Regions from separate parts of the Homo sapiens genome. Here region 2 is linked to region 1. A link is a contact called in ENCODE Hi-C or POLR2A ChIA-PET data. All regions are on one chromosome and are shown on one strand. The core of a region is the stretch at or near the end of the contact, and the rest is flanking DNA. Distances in the headings are between cores, read along the strand shown. Region 1 has its middle 170 kb from the start of LINC00710. Region 2 has its middle 120 kb from the start of LINC00710.

What was found. Hi-C counts contacts between places; a loop is a spot of excess contacts on that map. ChIA-PET counts read pairs that join two places held with the same protein, here RNA polymerase II (POLR2A). Pooled maps may share reads with other maps.
Region 2: a map of endothelial cell of umbilical vein shows a loop between it and region 1 (10-fold over the local background). The contact joins two enhancer-like sites. A Hi-C loop is called at or near these places in 10 of 168 maps with a recorded cell type or tissue (IMR-90, MCF 10A, aorta and 6 more) and 8 of 50 pooled maps. POLR2A ChIA-PET finds 5 or more read pairs at or near these places in 4 of 52 experiments (AG04450, BJ, PC-9 and 1 more).

What each region holds. Positions count from the first base shown.
Region 1 is chr10:10,783,853-10,788,469 of GRCh38, reverse strand. It overlaps a transcript of CELF2 not described here and the pseudogene SFTA1P. Among named protein-coding and RNA genes, the nearest start is that of LINC00710, 170 kb to the left of the region's middle. Within about 2 kb of position 2,034, at least 4 of the 41 ENCODE cell types and tissues checked have a DNase peak (open chromatin) inside an H3K27ac peak, as active enhancers do; they include PC-9, endothelial cell of umbilical vein and mammary epithelial cell, where a contact is called at or near this core.
Region 2 is chr10:10,829,323-10,833,939 of GRCh38, reverse strand. It overlaps a transcript of CELF2 not described here. Among named protein-coding and RNA genes, the nearest start is that of LINC00710, 120 kb to the left of the region's middle. RefSeq lists an enhancer at 2,016-3,215. Within about 2 kb of position 2,724, at least 13 of the 41 ENCODE cell types and tissues checked have a DNase peak (open chromatin) inside an H3K27ac peak, as active enhancers do; they include PC-9, endothelial cell of umbilical vein and mammary epithelial cell, where a contact is called at or near this core.

The DNA.
Region 1 (4,617 bases), core at 785-3,284:
AAAAAAAAAAAAAAAAGATGGAAAGAAATATACAAAAGTAATACAATTATTGGTACAATTTCAATCATTTAATTTTATTTTCTTCATACCTTTCCTTATTTACTAAGTTATTTCCATATATTTCTTTCTATAATCAGAAAACCAGGACCATTCTCATATTATTCTATTTAGTCACCCTTTTAGGGGGTACAAAGTAGTTTTAGAAAAAAAAAGGTCCTATTTTGAAGTTTGCCTCTGACCTTCTATTTTGAAATATATCCATACAGCTACATTCTTATAGACTGTTGTTATTTGTACAAACATTTCTTACTGGTCTGAAGCTTCTTTGAAAAGCAGGGCTTCAAAAATTTGTCTAATTTTTCTCCCTTATGGCTTGCACTAATCATTTTTGGCCTCATTTTCAGCAAATCATATCTAATGTCCTCAAGTATTTCTAGGTGATGTTAAGCAATTTTCTAATCTAGTGGTAGAGTCTATTGGTGATATGATTTTGACAGTTCACTGGCCAAAGTGTCTTTTATTATAGAAAATATTAGGACATCCCATAATGATTTGAACCGGCATGGCTTTGGAAGCAGAAAAGAAGGCTTTAAGGTTTAAGCTAGCACTGCCATGCCATCTCTGGGACACATGCTTCTCTGGATAGTCACCTTATAAATGGGGATTAAAAAAAGAAAGGGGAATATAGAATGCAGCCAACCAGTGCAGTACTCGATCTAGGAAAAAAGAATGTAGCAAGCTCAGCTGATTGAGGGTAATGATAAAATAACTGGGAAAAACTACAGAGCCCTGACTTTACGTAGGGACAAAGAATACTTTTCACAAAGCTCAAACGAATTAATTACAGAATCACTGCTGTATATGAACAATAATCTTTATATACCTCTGCCTTCGGGTGTCTTCTGTTTAAAAGCTAAGGCTTCCTGAGAAACAAGCTTGTTTGACCATTTCTCTCCTGTTTATAAAGTTTGCGTTTTATGAAAATTGGGAAACCGGAGAGAAAAAGCTTGAGTTCACTTTTAACCAGCTGTTGTTTTTTTCTAATTTCTCTGTTTTACTCTAAGTATGTTCTGTTTTTAAAAGTATTAAATGAAAAGCAAAAATGAAAATTGTTGATAGCATAAAAACAACTGTATCCTAGCTATTAGGCCAGCATTACTGGACTAGAAACCATTATAATTCATTTGCAAAAAAAGGCTTGATATAACATTTAAATAAGAATTTGTGTGTGTGTGTGTGTGTGACATCAAACCTTAAGGGCTTTCTTCCCACTGAAGCATTAAAAAGTGAGAATTCTGATTTCTGGTTGACAATGTTTCAATGAATATGTCACTTTATAATTACAAATGCAAGGGAGGAACTTTTTATAACTGAATATTTAACACATATTAAAGTTCTAACACACGCCACATAATTTTTGTCTGAGATTGTCCATGAAGTGGGTATCTCAAATCATTCACTTGAAAACTGAAAATAATTTTCTGAGATGAGTTCACTATGAAAACAGGGATATGACCAGCTGCCCTGTAGCTTTTCCTTCCCTGCACTCCTGTGTGTGTGTGTGTGTGTGTCTACGTGTGTGTGTTTTAATAACATAATCCTTATAGGCAAATAAAGATCAAAAGGAGTAGATGGTAAATATTTCCTGTAGAGGCAGGAGGTAGAGAATGGTTAAATTCACTGTCTTTCAGATTTTCACTTTGCTTAATTCTAGAACACTTCTTATTCCTGTAGCACCTCTTCAAGTGAGATGGCAGACCACCTCAGGATGGAAATGTATTTCTTCATCCCCCTCTCTACTTCCCTGTGACCTCCTGCAAATAAGGTGAGGCTGTTTATTTTCTCACTTGATTTCCATTCTTTGAGTTGAATCACAGATTGCAGCAAACTTGTAATAGCAGATTGAGAAATATAGAACTATTTCAAGGGTTTGTGGTTTATAACTTCCTTTTAAAAGAATTAACCCTTTCTAGGAATTTTTTTTTTTTTTTCAAATGGATCACAAGGTGTGACGCAAGATTTCTCATCATCCTGATCTGTATTATGGTTGGCTTATTGGGTGCCTTCCTGATGTGGTAGTCCAGGGTCATTTTTTATTCCCTCTTGTAAATACCCAAGACCAGAAATCTATAGGTATAGTGAGTCCAAAGGAGATTTCTCTTCATGATAACCCTTAACATGGGCATTATCTCATGTAATGCTACAGAAGCACGATGAGGCATGTATTGTCCCTGTGTCACTGAGGAAATGAAAACATAGCCAAAGTAGCCCTGCCGGTAGACAGTGGCGCAATTGTGAGCAATTCCAGCTCCTGTGTGGCTGACCCCGGAGCCAGTGCTTTACCAGAGATTTTCCACCTTGGCCTAGACCTTTTGTTTTATTTATTTATTTTTCCAATTTTGGAGGTTCCACTTGCAGAAAACATTTTTTTTAAATTAGTTTTTTTCTAATTGACAAATAAAAATGATATATATTTATGATATACAACCTGACATTTTGATATATGTATGCATTGTGGAATGGCTAAATCAAGCCCATTAGCATATCTAATACCTCACATACTTTGCATTCTTTTGTGGTGAGAACACTTAAATTCTACACTCTCAGCAATTTTCAAGTGTAAAATACATTGAATACATTTACTATATAGTCACCATGTTGTGCAATGGACCTCTTGAACTTCTTTCTCCTAACTGAAGTTTTGTATCCTTTGACCAACTTCTCTCCAATTTCTTCCCCCATCCCTCCCATGCTCTAGTAACCACCCTTCTTCTACTCTCTGCTTCTAAGAGATATTTTTTTGTGGATTCCACATATAAGGGAGACCATGCAGTGTTTGTTTTTCTGTGCCTGGCTTACTTCACTTAACATAATGTCCTCCAGGTTCATCCATGTTGTCACAAATAACAGGATCTCCTTCTTTTTTTAAGGTTAAATAGTATTTCCTGTATATATATATCACATTTTAAAAATCCATTTATCTGTTGTTTGACACTGAGGTTGACTCCGTATCTTGGCTATTGTGAATTGAGCTGAAATGAACATGGGAGAGCAGATATCTCTTCAACATATTGATTTTATTTCCTTTGGATATATAGCCAGTAGTGTGATTGCTAGATCATATCATAATTCTGTCTGGGCTGGGAACTTTTAAAATCCCAATGTCCATGGCACACTCCAGATGATATTGAGATAGAATCTCAGAAGCTGGCACCCAGGTGTCAGTATTATTTAAAACTTCCAGGTGATGCTGATGTAAAGGGTGGGTTCGGTGCCACTGCATTACATGGATCCCTGATTGATCACCATGAAGAATCAAGGTGAGGATTGGCTGTAACTCAAACTTGAGTGAAATGCATATGGAATTTTATGCATATTCATCTTATATTTGACAGTAATCTTTCATAATGCAAATTTAATGGAACTTGACTTGAAAAAGGTAAAACTATATAATTAAGCACTTTCAACTGTAGTGTTTTCTATTGTAACTGAACACTTTGGTTGTAGATATTCATGGATCCAAGCCTACCTATGTGAAGTCTGGTTGTAGAGGTGAGGCCATGTGGAAGGCAGTTTGCAAACTCTATCAGCCACCTGTACAGGTGATGATATGGACAGGAGACAGGGACATACTAGGTAGGAGAAGGCAGTTACCCAGCAAGGGCCCCACCCTCAAAACAGAAATCCTGTGGCCCTAAATGGGAACAGGTATTCCTGTTTTTGTGCCCAAAAGTTGCCTTTTGCCCCATCACACCTCCCTATCCTGTACCCACATAAACCCCAAACTGCTGGCTCCACAGGGAGAGACAAAGAGAAGAGCAGAAGAACAGAAGAATGGAGTGGCAAAGAGAAGAGAAGGAGTGACTGAACATTGACAAGACTTTGGTTGGGGATGGTCAGAGAGGAGATTAGCTGCTAGACGGCCACACTGCGGAGAAAGATCATTTTCCCACTCCATCCCCCTTCCAGCTCCCCATCCATCTCACCAAGAGCCAGCTCCACCACTCAATAAAACCTTACATTCATCTTTCAAGTCTGTGTGTGACCTGATTCTTCCTGGATGCTGGACAAGGACTTGGGTATCAAGAGGGCACTGAGCTGGTTAACACTTAAGCTGTTCATGGACAACAAGGCTAGCACTGTAACACGCTGACTGGGGCTTTGGGAGTCATGGACACCCACCCCTAGATGCTGCCATGGGGCTGGAACCCAGGGGTGCTCATCCCAGCTCCTACACCTGCCCATCTGTGTGCTCCCCAGCCTGTAAGGAGTTTAAGCACACAGCACCAGAATAAATGAGGCATATCCCTGTTGCTCATCCTGCAAGGGGGTTCAGGGAACTCTCCCATTTCAGTGAGATGGGTTGAAATGTGTTTAGTTGAATATCTGGAGCCATCTAAACCTCAGAAATAAAACCCCAGTTGACTCAAAGTCAGCAAGTTGGAGGTCATGACCTTCAGTTCTTTATTTATTTTTTTTTTTTGGGAAGGAGTCTTGCTCTGCCACCAGGCTAGAGTGCAGTGGCACGATCTTGGCTCACTGCAAGCTCTGCCTCCCAGGTTTAAGCAATTCTCCTGCCTCAGCCTCCCAAGTAGCTGGGACTACAGGTGTGTACCA
Region 2 (4,617 bases), core at 1,475-3,974, 45 kb before region 1:
GAATGGTAGTTCAGTTTTTAAGTGTTTTAGGAATTTCCACACTGTTTTCCACAGTGACTGAACTAATTTATACTTCCACCAACAGGGTATGGACATTCCCTTTTCTCTGCAACCTCACCAGCATCTGTTATTTTTTGACTTTTCAATAATAGCCATTCTGACTGGTGCGAGATGGTATCTCATTGTGATTTTGATTTGCATTTCTCTAGTGATCAGTGATGCTGAGCTTTTTTTTCATATGCTTGTTGGCTGCATGTATGTCTTCTTTTGAAAAGTGACTGTTCGTGTTCACATCCACTTTTAAATTCCTCATCATTTCTAACATGGGGCTGTGCACGCACTGTTCGCATCATCACGATTCACAATCCTTGATTATATTCCTACCTAGTTTCAAGGCATAGTGTGGGAATAAATGAGATAATGCTGCCTGCCCCTAATTATCTACTTTCTAACTGATTTACAGCAAGGTCTTACTCTTGGCCTGGCCTCACCCTGACCCAAGGAGATATTGGACAGCTTCTCTGTACTGCCAGTTGCTGTGTGCTACGGAAAAGGAGTTCACCTTCAGCATCAGTTTAATGAACACAGTTGGTAAGGAAAAATACCAGGTACATTCCCAAATCAAGCATAGGTGCCTTTGAACATTATCTGTGGTTTTGAACTGAATCTGCTATTGCTTCGTTTACATTAACCAGGTTGATGAGAATGGGCTATGTGCCATAATGCTAACAGGGCTTAAAGCTCTTTGGAGAGAAGATAAGCCGTAAACACAAGGCGTTATCACAAAAGTTTTATGCATGAGAATGAATCCTCAAAAGTATGAAAGGTAAGAAATGACATCTTTCTTTTTGCTAAATTTTTTTCTTCACAGAGCTGACTTTAAAAATACACACACACACACACACACACACACACACACACACACAGAGTTTTCTGTGTCTGTAGGAGGCTCAAAAACTTCAAAAATTGTCGGTGAGTACACCTGGCATTCAGAGCTCTAAAACGCTGTCCTAAGGTGATTCTTGGATATCTGAGAAAGCCAGTTTTCATAACAGAAGCATCTTATTCTTTACTGTTTGTGGTGATAGGCCAATTTTGCATTTTATCTTCTCTCCCCTCCGATTCCAGTGTAATGAATGCATGTTCTCAGGGGTTATTTATGCAAGTATTTCCATTTTAAAAACAAGACACTGGGGAAGGGAGAAGCAACTTTGAGACTACCACTAAGGACCCTAGGGAAAAGGTCCTGTAAATGGATCCGGTATGGGATTTCCGCCCTGAATCATGGACTATTTAGTCAATTGATTTGATCATCAATGTTTTATTGAACCGACTCACCTGCACACCCTTCACAAAGCTATCATCACTCTTCGAAAGGGTTATTCTCTCCTTTGTGCTACTATAAACATGGCATTTGTCCAGAAGTTGAGGTCCAGCATGAAATGCAGAAGAACCTGGGCTATTTCCTGGCTTTTAAAAATGATTCTTGTGCTACGGGTGATCCTACTTGTCTCTATATCTGGGATCTTTGGAAAGGCCCTGGGTATATTGAAATCTACCCGTGAGTAGCTCTAGAATATTTGTGTTCAGACCATTTCCACAAAGTTCTCCAAATTGTTCTTCTCTTGGCAAATCTTTACTTATTTATTTATTTATTTTTATTTTTTTTTTTTAGATGGAGTCTCGCTCTGTTGCCCAGGCTGGAGTGCAGCGGCATGATCTTGGCTCACTGGAACCTCCGCCTCCTGGGTCCAAGTGATTCTCCTGCCTCAGCCTCCTGACTGGCTGGGACTACAGGCACTTGCCACCACTCCCGGCTAATTTTTGTATTTTTAGTAGATACAGGGTTTTACCACGTTGGCCAGGATAGTCTCGAACTCCTGAGCTCAGGCAATCCGCCTGCTTTGGCCTCTCAAAGTGCTGAAATTACAGGTGTGAGCCACCGCGCCCGGCCTTATTTATTTTTTCAAGATGGAGTCTCGCTCTGTCACCCAGGCTGGAGTGCACTGGTGCAATCTTGGTTCACTGCAACCTCCGCCTCCCGGGTCCAAGTGATTCTCGTGCCTCAGCCTCCTGAGTAGCTGGGATTACAAGAGCATGCCACCACACCTGGCTAATTTTTGTATTTTTAGTAGAGACAGGGTTTCACCATGTTGGTCAGGCTGGTCTCGAACTCCTGACCTCAAGTGATCCAGCCATCTTGGCCTCCCAAAGTGCTGGGTTTATAGGCATGAGCCACCTTGCCCAGCCATAGCAAATATTTATTTAAATGCCTACCATGTTCCAGGCATTGTACTGGTCTCCCTTAGGGGAACATTGATTTGGGAACAGCTTGACCAGGTGGAGATCAGGCTGCAAGTTGATGTCAGGGGCCCCCTTGTCCATAGTGGAATGATGGCTGTCTCATATCCCTAGGGACAAGTCCAGAAACATCGATCTTGCCATCACATTCTCATCCCTGTTCTCAACACGTTCCTTGAGGATTTATTGGCTCACCTCTTTAGGCTGAGGGCCTTCACAGGAAGTTGACACACAACAGTCTGTGCCAACTGCCTGATGTAGGAAGGGCAGCGTGGCTTCGGAAACCTTGTTCCAGAAGTGTCCTGACTGCCCTCAGTGTGAGTCACGACCTTCAGCCAACCCTGAGGGAGTAAACACCAGGGAATCTGGGGTCACCTTCAAGTGTCTCAGAACACTCATGACACCATCCGAAGTCAACACTGGGTGACTCGTGGTTATTTAATGCTAACGTACTTGAAGTGCGCAATTGGAAATCCAATTCACTTCAGAATGTAAGAGGACTCCTTTCTTTGTTCTACAGGCTTCAGGAAGAAAATAAAAAGTTCTAGGATTCCACCATTGCCCATTTCCAGCACTTTTTGGTTTAATTTAGGCAATTCTCTCTCCTCCAGCCTCACACAAACCCAACATTTAAGCTAGTTTGAAGATCAAATGCAGAGTTAAGCAAGGCTGAAGTAATCAGAAACTAGGAATTTGATATGGTGTCATCTATTGTTTTTAACGCATTGGACAAAAAGTCAGGAGAGTGGATTCATTGACAGATGTGTACCACTGTGATAAAAACACAGTTTTGTAATATATTTGTGTTTTGCAGCTAGGCAACCAAAAATGACTAACACACAGGAAGTATGCAGTTGTGTGCTTCTTCTAGCCAAATTATGGGAATTATAAATCTCTTATTTTCTTTACGCGAATGCTTTCTATGTAAAAGAAAAAAAAAATAAAAGAAATACAGCCCCTTGAGTTTTGTGGGCTTGTTTTTGACTGACTTCTTTCCCACAGCCCTTTCATTTTCTTTCCTTAGTCTTTCTCACAGGGTAAGCAGTAGGAAGTTTTGTTAAAAGAAAAGAAGGGAGTGAATTGTAAGTTATTATTATTATTTTTAAATCCTCCAAGGACCTAAGGAAGAGTAACACAAAATGACGAATCAAACTTGGCTTCATTATGGGTGACATATTATACGAACTATGTTATATTTTTTAAGCTTTTAGGAAATAGACTGGTATTAAGGTAAAGACTTGCTATAAAATAGCTATGATTACATTGCAACTCAGATTCTAACAGTCTGCTATAAATACTGTTTGAATTATTACTGTAATTCTACAGTATCCTTCTGTCGGCTTTTTTTTTTTTTTTTTTAAAGGAACTCCATGGCATTCAATAGCTCACAGTTTGTATTGCCGTTTGGAAATCTTTTCACAGCCTAAACAATTGCTTATAGATATCTAAGTGGGGAAACTTTCATTACAGTACATCAGCCAGGCATTTTCAAAAGAGGAGTCTTATACAACTTTTCAACAGAAATTGCTGCCTCTTGACCCATGACTGCCTATAGTTTAACTTTTCTACACGGATACACTCATGCCAGGCAGGCAAAGAGGTAAATATCATAGAGGATTGAAGAAATGGTGGTGGTGGGGTTGGTGGGGGAAGAGAACTTGGCCAGGGGGGTTACAGGTTGCTACTGCCTGGATTTTGGAAAAGGTAGTTGTGTGTTAAAAATGAGATGACATCAGTTCCAAAAATTTGCAAACTGCCTGAAACATTGAGAAGCTCCATTAGAACATATGCACCACGTAACACAGAAGTCAACCTCTGGACGAGCTGAGAGTCACCATCTCAGTTCAGCCAGGCCACTGTGTGTGTCCCAGTCACCCCATCCTCTCTGTTTTGCTTCTTATCTCTGGGGATGTTGGCTGGCTTGAGTCCTAGAGGCAGAAGAACATGCTAAAGCTTTTACTAGAAAGGCACTCAGAAAAAAACCTAGCACCTTATGTCCCAAAGCCTGCTGTGCCTACAAATGTGACAGATCAATTCCCTTGGAATAACATCTGGGAAGGAATAAAGATATTTAAGTCCAAATTCCATAAAATTATGGCACAAATTGATTGAATTGATCAAAATCTCAAATTCATAAATTTACAGGAAGTCATCCCTGGAAAGACCCTTCTCTGAAGTCTAGATACATAATAGATCATGAGTCTCAGATATGGGGTGATATAGCCAATCAAGGTCCACAGCTTGTTAACAATTAGGTTGGAAGAAAGATTCAGGGTTCCTAACTCCCGGATTATGGATTGATTTATAATCAAAAGT